Linked DNA regions of Homo sapiens: region 2 is linked to region 1. Evidence: chromatin contacts called from ENCODE Hi-C or POLR2A ChIA-PET data. All regions are on one chromosome and are shown on one strand. Each heading gives the region's core, a stretch centred on a gene start or an enhancer-like site at or near the end of the contact. The rest is flanking DNA. Distances are from core to core; before and after follow the strand shown. Region 1 holds the start of TPRG1-AS1 (TPRG1 antisense RNA 1). Region 2 overlaps LPP (LIM domain containing preferred translocation partner in lipoma).

The links. A loop is a pair of places that touch in the nucleus more often than their neighbours do. ChIA-PET counts read pairs that join two places held with the same protein, here RNA polymerase II (POLR2A). Pooled maps may share reads with other maps.
Region 2: a map of gastrocnemius medialis shows a loop between it and region 1 (6-fold over the local background). The contact joins the enhancer-like site here to the promoter of TPRG1-AS1 in region 1. A Hi-C loop is called at or near these places in 10 of 168 maps with a recorded cell type or tissue (CD14-positive monocyte, astrocyte of the cerebellum, dorsolateral prefrontal cortex and 5 more) and 7 of 50 pooled maps. POLR2A ChIA-PET finds 5 or more read pairs at or near these places in 6 of 52 experiments (AG04449, B cell, BJ and 3 more).

Annotation. Positions count from the first base shown.
Region 1 is chr3:188,944,402-188,950,899 of GRCh38, reverse strand. It overlaps TPRG1-AS1 (TPRG1 antisense RNA 1), which reads left to right and starts at 3,261. Exons shown (of 2, transcript NR_046873.1): 1 at 3,261-3,621.
Region 2 is chr3:188,851,801-188,858,298 of GRCh38, reverse strand. All of the region lies in intron 9 of LPP (LIM domain containing preferred translocation partner in lipoma), which reads right to left. Among named protein-coding and RNA genes, the nearest start is that of TPRG1-AS1, 93 kb to the left of the region's middle. Within about 2 kb of position 3,743, at least 6 of the 41 ENCODE cell types and tissues checked have a DNase peak (open chromatin) inside an H3K27ac peak, as active enhancers do; they include dorsolateral prefrontal cortex, gastrocnemius medialis and mammary epithelial cell, where a contact is called at or near this core.

The sequences.
Region 1 (6,498 bases), core at 2,012-4,511:
AAGCACAAGAGACCTTATCTTTTCTGACCTCTGAACAGAACCTAGAATGTTAACTACATAGTTTATAATAAAGAAGCTTCAAGCTTTCCAAGTTGTGATCCTCTCCTAAGGCAACTGTGTAAATAGAGGCAATTCTGAAAACTTGGACTGTCAAAGAAATTGGGCAAGTCTGGCTGGGCGCAGTGGCTCATGCCTATAATCCCAGCACTTTGGGAGGTTGAGGCAGGCAGATCACCTGAGGTCAGGAGTTCGAGACCAGCCTGGCCAACATGGTGAAACCCCATCTCTACTAAAAATACAAAAATTAGCCAAGCATGGTGGTGGGCACCTGTACCAGCTACTCGGGAGGCTGAGGCAGGGGAATCACTTGAACCCAGGAGGCAGAGGTTGCAGTGAGCCGAGGTCATGCCACTGCACTCCAGCCTGGGTGACAGAGCAAGACTCTATCTCAAAAACAAAAACAAACAAACAAACAAACAAAAAAAGAAATTGGGCAAGGCCAAAAGTCCAGTTGAGGCTGGAAATGATATATCGCACCAGCTGTGTTCTGACCTTCTCTAGTGTCTGATACCTATTTCCAATATCCAGTGGCTGTTCTACTGTTTAGGGGCTGAGAAGAAGGGGTAGGATTGTGGTAAGTGATTTCTCTTGTTGGGTCAGAGCATTTTGAAATCCTGGAAAGGCTTGTCAAAAAGAAAGTGGTCATAGGTCATTCTGCAGTCCTTGAGAGAAGAGGAACAAATGGTAGCCTGCCTCCAGAAAAGGAGTGAAAAGGGTAGGGCTGAGAGCCCCAGTGACCTGGGTATAAAAGATCCTTTAAATGCCCTTTAAGGTACTTTGCCACATTTACTGAGCCCCTGCTAATGTACCATGTACTTGGATAGAGACCCTCAGTAAGGTGACTGTATAATTTATCATCCAAACCCAAAAACTTCAAGGTGAAGGAGGGACCTATTAATAACTAATTATACCAAGACAGAGTCATAAACTGAGATGGCAAATCAGGATGTATTATGATGTACCTTATGATGTACCTTAGCCATAAGGTACATTTTATATTATACCAAGACAAAGTCATAAACTGAGATGGCAAACCAGGATGTATTTATGATGTATTATGATATACCTTAGCCATCAGTATTGAGATCAACAGCAGAGTTTGTATCCACAGAGAAATCTCTATGGCATAAGAGGGATCTAGCAAGCACAAAAATGGCATAACCCAAGGCTGGCTGGGTGTACTGAGACTGAAAGAGAAAGAAGTGACATCTAAATAGAGGAGATGGCATTGAAGCTGGGTTTTGAGGGATGTGAAAGATTTGAATGTGTGGCAGAGATAGGCCAAATAGAGGCCATCAAATTCTGATGAGTTTAAAAAATTTTTTAAGACATCTCAGCCAAGGCCCAAGTGGCAGGAAAGCAGGAGGCGTCCATGGAGCACCGCGACCAGCCAGAACCCATCTGATGTGGCTGCCATGGAAGGAGTGGTAAGACCAACGAGAGATGAGGCAGGAAGGGTGCTGATGCCAGGCTGGGCTTGGTTCTAATTTCCTAGAGAGCACCAGGAGCGAGCTTTCCTCCTCTTATCAGCATGGCTGCACAAATCTCCATTCTCCTCATCCTGGACTTTTGTTGAGACTGCTCAGACCCACATCTCGTGGGCTGCTGCTAGTCTTACCAGGCTGACTGTCTTCCCTCCAACAAGGAAGGGAGTCTCATTTGAGGAACTGCACAACCTCTTCTGGTTTCTGTACCGGTCACTTTCTCTCTCTAGCCACTGGAGAAGTGGGTTGGAGCATTAGGGGGAAGTGTCTGTTTGGCAACCTCACAGGGCTAGAAAACTTGAAGAGGGTGGATTTTAGGGGCTATCCCCTTGAAAACATTCAAACGTTTGAATCTTTCTGGTGAGACCACTTGTATTCCTATTTTCCAGGAGTACACACAAGGCCAGAGGCACTTTGGACCTCAGGGCTTTCAGAGGGGTGAAAGACAAGGCGGTCAGGGAAAGACTTTCTCATTTGGCCTCACTGTTTTGTGATGTATGTCAGGAAGGTGTTATTGTGGTGAACAATGGAGAAGAAGGGAATTTAAAAGCAGAGAAATGAGTGACTCACCCAAGGTCACATAGCAAGTAACAGAGCTGCAAGCGGCTTGAATGCAAATCCCCTGGACCCAGGCCATGTATTCATGAACCTACCTCAAAGCCTGCTCTCAGAAAGAAGTGGAAGAGGGAGAGGAGGAAGACAAGAAAGAAGAAAGAGGAGGGGGAGGAAAAAGAGGGAGAGAAGCAGAGGAGGGGAGAGACAGCAGAGCCCTTCACTGTAGGTGAAGGACCTGGAACCTTCTCCTTTCACCCCTACTCACCCCCACTCCCTTAACTCCTCCTGGACCCAAGAAAATGTGTCCAAGGCTGTGCGGTAGGGAACGGCTGCTGGGTAACTTCTTTGCTGAGGCGCAAGCATGGCCCTGCGGGGTTGCTGAGCCTTTCAAAGGTCACTTGTAAACTCTGATGTGGCGCAGGGGCTGGCCCGGAGGGGCTGGGGCCTGGGCCAGGACGAGAGGACGGGCCTGCCTTTGGTGCCTAGAAATCAAAGCAGTCAACCTTGGGCTTTTTCTTCCCCCTCACACTGAGGCACTTTTATTGGCGAGATGAAGGGAGGCAGAGCGGGCCTTACAGTCCTCGCTTTGCTTTTGGAGGTTAATGACCCAGTTAGCAGCTCTTGGCTGCGTTTCCGACATTTTGCAGACATCAAGCCCCGCGTCTCTGCCAAGTACATTCTGTTCCCTGGAGCACATCCAGTGCATCTCAGATTACTATGTAATGCGACAAAGAGGGAGAGGTGGCTGGGAGGGGCATCGGGGAGCGGGGCGGGGAGGGGAGAGGGCGGGACGCAGGAGCGTGCGGGGAGGAGAGGAGGATGCCACTCTAAATATAGCTGCCCTCCTGGAATGCATCTTTCAAGGTGCTTATTTACTGCACAAGAGTGATCCCAGAGTGAGGGTACGATTGGGCCCTGTCGTCCAGGAATCCTGGAGCGCCGAGAGCGAAGCCCAGAACCAGGGCGAGGACAGACAGTGGGGGTGGGGAGGAGGCTGCAGGAGGCTCCTGGCTGGGAAGGGCTGGGAAGGTGGAATTCGAAGGGGGCGGGGCTAGGAGGTGGTGGCCCCGCCCACAAGGCCGCCGCCCCGCTTTGCAGCTCGAGCCTGAGCTGCAGCCTGCGCGCTAATTATAGACGTGAATGGAAAGCGGCCGCTTCTGAATGATCGCGTTGCTCGAGCTGCCGTTGGAAGCTTAGAAGCAGGTGCTACCGTGCTAGATACAAAGCGATCTATTTAAAAGCCCTCTGTCACGCACGCACACTTACTGACGAATCCTCTGGCTCTCTCCTACCACCGCCCGGTGGCGGATTCCGGAATTGGTTCAAAAGGCCTTGATCCCGAACACCCAGGACAGAGACAGAGTACTTTTCCTACCTCTTTCGCCTGCATCCTTAGAAAACTCCCGTGGATGAGAAGATCCCCAGGCCTTTACAAGCTGTTGTTTTACAAAAGGAGAAACTGAGGCAGGAAGAGGCGGTGGATGTGCACCAGAGCACGTGGTGCGTCGGTGCAATAGCTGAGGTAAACTTCTGGTCTCCTGACAGCCTCTCCATTTGCCTTACCGGGTTGGAACCTGAAGCAAGTCTCACTTTAACGCCGTTAATTTCCAGGCATGGATCTTTAGCCAATGATGAGCATCCTCCTCCTTTCCTGGTTCAGCGCCTGCTCCCTCCAGTCCCCACCCCCACCCCACTCCCACACGGAAAACTTGCTAATGCTGGCTGATTCTCATTGCTGGGTTTACTAGTTCAGGCCTGGAAACTGGGTAACCTCAATAACTATGACCATTTCAGTATGTGTGAGTCAATCTAATGTGCCCTCCCTCAGCATAATCCTGTCACGAGGAACGACGCAGGGGGCAAAACCTAGACTTTTCTTTCCCATCAGCATCTTGGCTGCACCTAGTGCTCACAGCCAAGTGTGTTAATGCACATGATGGCCTAATCCAGTCCATACGAGCACAGTGAAAATTCTTATGCCCATTTTATGGAATCCCTGTAGAAATGGAGTCTTGGAGGGAGGAAGTGACTTGCTCACAGTCATCTGCTGATGAGTGGTCGACTTGAGAGCCAAAACCAAGTTCTCTACCCTCGATGTGGGCTATGTCCAGTATTCATGCTTTGGCCTGCAAGGGGGAGCAGCAATCCACTTAGTAATAAAGAGGGATAAACCTACGTTCCCTCAGACACCTGGAGTGTCCTGAGGATCTCCACTCTGACCATTGGCCTTTTCTGCCTGTGGGTCTGGGGCCACTCCCACGCTAATCCACAGTATTAAACTGGGCATGGAGAGCTGCTGTCTTCTCTAGAAACCGAAATCTCCAAGTCCAGTAACTACATTCAGCTTCCAATAACAAGGCCAATCCTACTTACCACCTGGACCCATCTATGTCTCCCCACCTTTGCTGACTGCTTTGGACTTAACTCTGCCTGTGTCTCTCTTGGCTATTCCTGTAACCTCAAGATCTCCACCAGGGCAGATGGATAAAGAGGCAGCATCCAGTAACATGCTGAAAAAAGAAGGGAGAGGGAATAGGTGTGGATGATAGAATATTTTAGTTGTTTTTTATTTACCTCTTGGAAGCAAAGACTGTATCTTAGTCTTTGTAAGTCCTCCTTCTTCCCAACATATACAAGGTCCAGCCAGCCCAATGCACCGAGCATAGCAGACAACCAGAAATGTTAAAGAGTCATAAAACTTTCACATGGCTGTGGAAAATTGTATATACCTAGGTTGGTCACAGTCATGTTTCTCTGATAACAAAGATAGGTAGTTTTACAATACTGACAAATTATTTAAGCTTTCTAAGTCTCAGTTTTCTCATCTGTAAAATGGGCATAATTGTACCTCAAAGAAGCAGTACTGGCAGTGCTGAGCCAGGAAAAAAGCAAAATGTTCGCATGTGAATGGTTGTATCTACAATCAGGCTACTTAATTTGGAATCTGAATTCAGCTATGAGTCTAGCACTATGACTAGTGTCAGCACTCAGTAGTTCTTCTCACACAGGGTTGTTCTAGGAATTAAGCTGGATAACATATATGAGCACTCTGTACAGTGATATAAGATTGCTCACATACTTTATTATTAATAAATAAAGTTGCCCAGGGTTACACAGCTAACATACAGTAGAACTGGGATTTAAATCCAGATATGCTCCTGTCTCTGTCCTAGGTCTCCAGTCTCAAGTGCATAATAGTCATCATTACTGAGCACTTATTCAATAATATGGTTTTGCATTAACTGTGTCTGCTTCTATTTGAGATGCAGAAATAATAGACATGCCTTTAGGTTGGAGATAAGTAGGTAAGGGCCTAGGACAGATACACAAGTAACTGTGTAATACCAGTCAGTGGATGATGAGCGCTCTGATTAGCACAATAAACCAAATGCCATGAGCACCAGGGAAGAACAAGCAGATACTCCCCAAGGTGGGGAGAAGGGTTCAGGATGGCTGCAGTGAGGGTAAAGGAGCATGAACAGATCCTGGAAGAATTGGTAGCATTTGGACAAGTGGAGGTAGAGGTGAGGGAAGTTCCTGATAAAGGGATCAGCAAGAGCAAAGACCCAAAAGCAGGAAAAGAAAGGGAGGATTTAGAGAACAGCAAGCTTGCCAGCATTCAGAGAACATAGTGCCGGCGGAGAATGAGCAGGGGCAGAATGAGAAAGCACACTGGGAGCTAAGCAAGGAGACCAGGTGTCCCAGGGAGCCAGGGCAAGCTCAGCAGGGCCAGGTGAGTCTCTCTGATGACATGGAGGGCAGATGTGCTACAGTCTCAGGATGATAATGAGTGGAGAAATTTTGCTCTGGGGCCAGTTATGAGGCAGCAGAAGCTAGGGTAGCTTCATAGCTCCTTTGTAGCACCTCCTAGATGTTGTATTTGTGTATTTACTTGTGTTTCATCTTTTACGTTGGCCTATAAACTCCATGAGAGATGGGAACAGGAGCCTTTCCTTTCTTACTTGTCCCAGGGCTTACCACAGTGACATCCATAGTAGGAGCTCGATAAAGACTTGATGAGCAAGTGAATGCTTCTTTGACCCCAAGGCCAAGAGGACCACCACAGTGATCCAAACGTGGACAAAGGTTTCTCCAAGAAGGTTGTTCCTACCTTTAACTTCAGTAAACAGGTAGCCCAGGGTGGTGTAGAAGAGTTTAAAATTCACTGAGCAGGAATGCAGGACTTCTTTAATGATCCCTCAAATATATGTGCTGCAGTTTTAGAAAATGAAATCAGAAAGAACTGGGGAGAAAAGAAAGAAAAAAAATGAAACCTTGAGCTGAAATAAAACCCTTCCTGTGACTCTCTATCTCTTAGTTATCTTAATTACCCATCTTCTGGTTTTAGTCTTCCCTCTCTAAAAAAAAACAAAAGAAGGATGAAAGGGAAGAGAGAGAG
Region 2 (6,498 bases), core at 2,494-4,993, 93 kb after region 1:
GCCATGGGCATAATGAACATATCAGAGAAGACTAAGACTATGGTGAGAGAGAAAGAAAAGAATTGAGTTCCTTTCCTTCCGAGACAAGTCAAATGATAGATTTTGCCTTTACAACATAAGTCATGTGAAGATTTATTAACTCAGACATCAAAGAAGGTCTGCCATATTATAGTAAGAGAATTAGTGAAACAGTAGGAAAAAGGTGATCTGGGTTCGAAAAGCTAGGCAATTTTCTTGACCTTTCTGGCCTTTGGTTTTTGTAGACTGAAATGTCTACATTGCAGTGTTGTGAGGTTTAAATGAGTTCACATATTATCAAAGCGAGAACCCAGTCCTGACTATATAATAAATGTTAGTTTTATAAATTCCCTATACAAATTTCAAGGGGCTAAGACATTTATTCAATTAACTTGTCATCCTTTGATCATTTAATGTAACTACCACACTGAAGCACCGTATTTCTATTTTTTCCCTTCACCATTAATTCTCCTATATTTTATATCTGTCCTTTCAACAAATGGATTATCTAAGGAATTGTGTATATGATACTCTGGGATAATTGGATAATGTCATAATATAAAATGGGCTTCTAGATTTCTAAGTGAGTTTCCCCCTGCTTTCCTGGGAATTTTGTGAAAAAGCTCTTCTTCTGTGTAAACCTTATTATACCCCAAATCCATACATTTCTTAATTCTTCATAAAAGTAATTTATATTCCTTTATACACCAAAAATAATAACTGATACTTTGATTTGGTACAATCCTTAAAGTTTACTAAATGTACACAAACAGGAGCCCGTCTAATCTCCAGAGCAATCTGGTATAGGAGGTAGAATGGTAGAATTCTTTTCCGCATTACATGACACACAGCTATAAATGCAGCCAGGATTTGAACCTGTGTTTTCTAAAGTACAAAGAGAAAGGCTCATTCTTCTACTTCACACTGTCCTCCAATTAACAAGTTTCTCAGATATCTTTCTCCGTTATTCTGTATAAAGGCAATTATTCAGAATGCAGTTAATAATCTTTAGCATGCAGATTTCCCATAGCCTCTCATAAATACATAGTTTGGTTGAGCTTGAAAAATTCCCCGAATCATCTTGTCCAACTGTCTCACCTCACATACTAGGACACTGCATTTTGTGAAGCTGATTTGCCTATTGTGGTATATTTGCCCAATGTGATATACTATTTTGTGAAAAAGTCCAGGACGCAGATGGCATGGTTTCTATGCAGTGCTCTTCTCCCAACCCCACACTAGGTCCCTTTTTGAATACCAACACATCTCCCTGGTGTTCTGTCCCACTTAACAATAAGAATATGATAAAATTAACATAATTACTTACATAGCCAATGAAAAATTGTTAAGCTGAGTATGTGACACTACTTGGGTTTTGTCGCTGTCAAAACAAGATTGTTGCACACTGATAAATATGGGGGCCTTCTGGCTAAGAGCTCAGAGCAGATAATCCTATCCAAAGCCTCACATTAGGAAGCCTTAGGTCCAGCTTTCATAATTCCTACTATCAGCAACCTATAAATAGAGGCTATTAACCAACATTTAGACCAGTTTCATTGAGGCAGTGAATTTCCAGAGTAGCTGGAATTCACAGCACCTTGAACAAAATTCCATAAGCTACATGGGTGTCAATTTTCTCATCTATAGAATGGGATACTAAGTATTCTGCCTTAACAATCTCTTAACAATGAGAATTAAATATTATAAGAAATGGGAGAAGCACTGTTTAAGAATGTAAATAGATATAAAGATATTGTTATAAAGCTCTTTTCGCTGGAGAGAATTACTGTTACACAGAAGGATCGACCCTACATCTTGGTTCAACAGCCTCTGACTAATCAACTGAGCCAACTTCTATCATTCTTATTACTGGAGAGAAGTAGACAAGTATAAAATATATACACAAGTACCCATACTCCCTTGAATATTGAATATTGAGTTTGGAAAAATACAGATTATTTTGTTTTTGTTGTTTTGTCTTCAGCAGGTAATTTTTCTTGCCATGTATCTTATTTAGTTTACATACCTGGAATGCCTATCAAGTGATGGAGTAGTTACATACCATGCATTTAGAGTGTGTACAGAGAAGTCTATGAGCCAATAAGAAGTCTCATACAGTTCTCTGTCTAGTTTGCGGCAGTTATACTTGGCAAGGTCCATTTTCTTGACTTAACCGTAATCAAGGTCCAACAAAGCCCCTGGTACCCACGCCTGTGAAGCCCCATCTTAACAACCCTCAATTTTGTTACCTTTATTAAGAGTAGACATGAGGCCTTGATAGAGAAAAAGACTTATCTTTGGGTCACAGTGCTAACCAACCCCAGCACTAAACTAGAATTGCTGACATAGATGGTTACAGAGACTCTGTATGGCTCAGTGGCAAGGAGAAATAAAGCAGAAGTCAAGGGCTGTATTCCAGTCTTGCCAACGTCAGCCACCAGCAGTGAGTTTTGTACAAAGCATTTCCTCCCTGGGCCTAAATTCCGTCAGCTATAAAATAAGGGAATTAAGTTAATAGGGCTTTTGGTCCCTTGAAATGGAGTGATTTGAGGGCTGAACAAAAGCTTCAATAGGGCATGGTTCTTTGTCTTGTTCAAAGCATCACCCTCAGTTTCCAGAACAATGCCTGGGGCACAGAGAAGGAGCTCAGTAAATATTTTAGTAAGTAAATGAATGAACAATCATTTGGGAGTACTCCAAAGATTCATCCAACAGCATCTACTCCCATAGACATCCCCCAAATTTCATTACTATCCTCAGATGGCCTGCATCACCACACTATTTCAGCAGCCCCCTCTCCAGAGCCAGACTCTGTCTCTTTATCCTGTTGCTTTCTTCATAGTGCTTATCACTATGATATCACTTCATGAATTTAGTTGCTACTATGCTTCTGCCATGCTTATTGTTCATCTTACACTAGTTTGTTCAAGACACTACTGCATTTGCAGCCTCTGCGGCAGCGCTTAAGACATAACAGGCAATCAGTAAGTATTGGTTGAATACAAAATTAAATGACATTAAATAACCTAAAATCTAAGGCCTCTTACAACTTTTCTGTTCTTTATTCTACCTCAGCAAGAATATATCTTTTAAAGAAAAAATAGTGCTACATATTTCTCCAGGAATATAAATGATCTGAAGTTAATCACACAACATAGAAATTAGGAGAATGCTCTTTTTACTTACAGTATTTGTCTACCATGGGTAACTAACTCATCCAGGAGAATGTCTAAAACCCATGCTTAAGTGATGATGTTTTCAGCTATGTGTATACAGAGTAATGACTGCCTGCCTGCACATTTCAGATCAGAATTAAACCAGTTTGAGTCATCCATTAGAATCAAGATCTGCAAGCAGAGACTAGAAATGTTCCCAATACCATTCCACTCACATGTTGGTTCCCTTCAGAGCTGCCTGAAACTCAACCCTGCCAAGATGTTTATTATCTACCTGGCTTTATGAATTACAATTACTTCCTAAATTACAGTAAGCTATAAGTGGTCTGAGCCAAACAACTAGGGTCATGGAAGGGCTCTCTTTGTACTCCTGGGGATGATAGAAAAGCTTCTTTGAACCAAACTTGATCCTCTTTCAAAAGAAAGGGATAACTTTAAGCCTATAACTCCTGGGAGTGGCAAAGAGAACAGCCAGAGGGCCATGAGCTAACTTCAATTCTCTAGAGATCAGTTGAACAGATTTGGCAATCATTTGGCTTCTGTTGAGAACAAGGCCTTCTAATTGTATTTCTGCCAATGGAAGACAAAAGACAGCACATGACTTAGGAAGGCCATAAAGACATGCCAACATCATGGCTGTGACTGTGCGGTTCCCTTCCGAAGAGGGCACTGCTGATGTGTATGTCAAATGTCGGCTCTAGGACCCATTCATGAGAATTAAACCTCATGAGGAGCTCAAAAGGAAGCTGGTGAAGTAATTTGCTTCCCTTAAACAGTATCTTGGCTGTAATATTTTCTGACACTAGAAATAAAATAATTCCATGTTTTGATTCCTCCCCCACCCTGCCAAAAGTGATTTAGATTAACTAGGTATGAAACGCACAGCCAGGGAGTATAGGGTTTTCCATTCTATAACTGCTTAAAGACAAAGAGGCAGGAAATACAGATGTTTTCTCCTTGCTGTTGCAAAAGGGTGGTGGACTAACTCTTTCAGTGTCTCTGGAATGCAAATTTTCTTTCACAGTTTAGCAGTCTTTTTTGGATTTCAGCACAGTGAACTAACACTTTCCTGGATTCCAAGACCTCCAGAGAACCAGATGGATGACAGAAATTGGGAAAAAGAACCCACACTGCTTGAAAAAGGTATGAATTTCTCACTCTGCATTTAGCCAAAAAGCACTGAAAATTAGAAGAGTGAAATCACTTTTGGTTTGTTCAAATGCATGCCATTCTAGAGTTGTTTGTGGTGAGTAAAAGAAAAGGAAAAAAAAAAAAGAAAAAAATCTAAAGTGCTTCAATGGTTTGGAGTCTGTGTTCAGTTTAAGCTAGGAAGCAACTTTAACAGAGATGATATGTTTACTATCAAAGGAAAGAAAGATTGTAGATGGAAGAGATTACCAAAGACGATCAGTTTATATGCCTGTGCTCTAAAGACAGTGACTGCTCCCCAAAGCCAAACGTTTTAACTTGATGTTCAAGGCCCTTCAGGATGCTGTCCTACCTCCCCTGTCTAGGCCCCTAGCCTGTCACCTCTCCTACAACTCAGTCTTTGTTCCTGTCAACCCAAGCTTTTAAACACTTTGTGCTCATTGTTCTTTCATGCCTTTCCACCTGCTGTTGCCCCTGCCTTGAACGTATTTCCTTAACAAGTTACATACATCAAATTATATGGCCCATGATATGTGAATGTTACCTCTTCTGTTAATCACTCTCCTCTTCTGTTCTTTCACAGCACCATAGCAGAGAACCCAAGTATAGTGTTATCTGTTCATATGCTATGGCAAGTTGTAATTTTCAAAGATGACTACACCAAAACACATCCCATCTCACAATGTGATACTAACAGTCCACCACTAAGAGGTGAGGTCTTGGGAGAACCTATGCAACTGCCTGGCCAAGAGAATGTCATAGCAGTGATGCTGCCTGACTTCTAATGCTAACCTTTTTTTTTTTTGAGACAGAGTCTCCCTCTTTTTGCCCAGTCTGTAGTGCACTGGCACAATCTCGGCTCACTGCAACCTCCACTTCCCGGGTTCAAGCGATTCTCCTGCCTCAGCCTCCTGAGTAGCCGGGATTACAGGTGCCCGACACTGTGCTCACCAATTTTTTTTTTCTGTATTTTTAGTAGAGATGGGGTTTCACCATGTTTGGCCAGGCTGGTATCGAACTGCTGACCTCAGGTGATCCACCTGCCTTGGCCTCCCAAAGTGCTGGGGTTACAGGAGTGAGCCACCACACCCAGCCCTCCTAATGCTAATCTTAAAATGTGATATAGTTTTCTCTTGAAATACATACCTTTGAAGTCCTCAGTTGCTATCTTAGTTTGCTTTGTGTTGCTATAATACAATACCACTGACTGTGTCACTTTTGAACAACATAAATTTACTTGGTTTATGATAATGGAGGGTGGGAAGTCCAAGATCATGGTGCCAGCATCTGGTGAGGGCCTTCATACTGTGTCATTCCAGGGCAGAAGGCAGAAGGTCAAGAGAGGATGACAGCAAGAGAGCAAGAGGGAGTCAAACTCACTTTATAACATCCTACTCTCTCAATAACTAACCTACTTCCAAAATAATGGCATCAATCCATTCATAAGGGGAGAGCCCTCATAACCTAATCATCTCTTATTATACCCCACTTCTCAACACTGTTGCATTGGGAATTAAGTTTCCAACACATTAACTTAAAGGACACATTCAAACTATAGCAGTTACCATGTAAGAAGTTAGGTTATCCCAAAGCTGGAGAGACCACATGCAGATAGAGGGAGATACCTGAAGACCCCAAGTTGTTCCAGACTAGCTGTTCAAACACTCCTGGCCCAGGTGTAAGGAGAAGCAGCCTTTGAGAGACCTCACACCAGAAACCTCATGAAAGACCCCAAGCCAAACTTGCCCACTTGAGACACAATCAAATTTCTTTCTTTCTTTTTGTCTTTTTTGAGACAGAGTCTCACTCTGTCCCCCAGACTGGAGTGCAGTGGCATGATCTCAGCTCACTGCAACCTCTGCCTCTTGGGCTCAAGTGATTCTCATGCCTCAGCCTCCCAAGTAGCTGGGACTACAAGCACGTGCCATCATGCCTGGCTAATTTTTGTATTTTTAGTAGAGACAGGTTTTCGCCATGTCAGCCAGGCTGGTCTGGAACTCCCCGGCCTCAAGTGATCTGCCTGCCTCAGCCTCCCAGTGTGCCGGGATTAAAGGCATGAGCCACCACGCCTGGCCCAAGATGCTATCAAATTTCTGACCCACCAAACTGTAAGAGATAATAAATGATTGTTCCTTTCAGACACTAATTTTTGGAG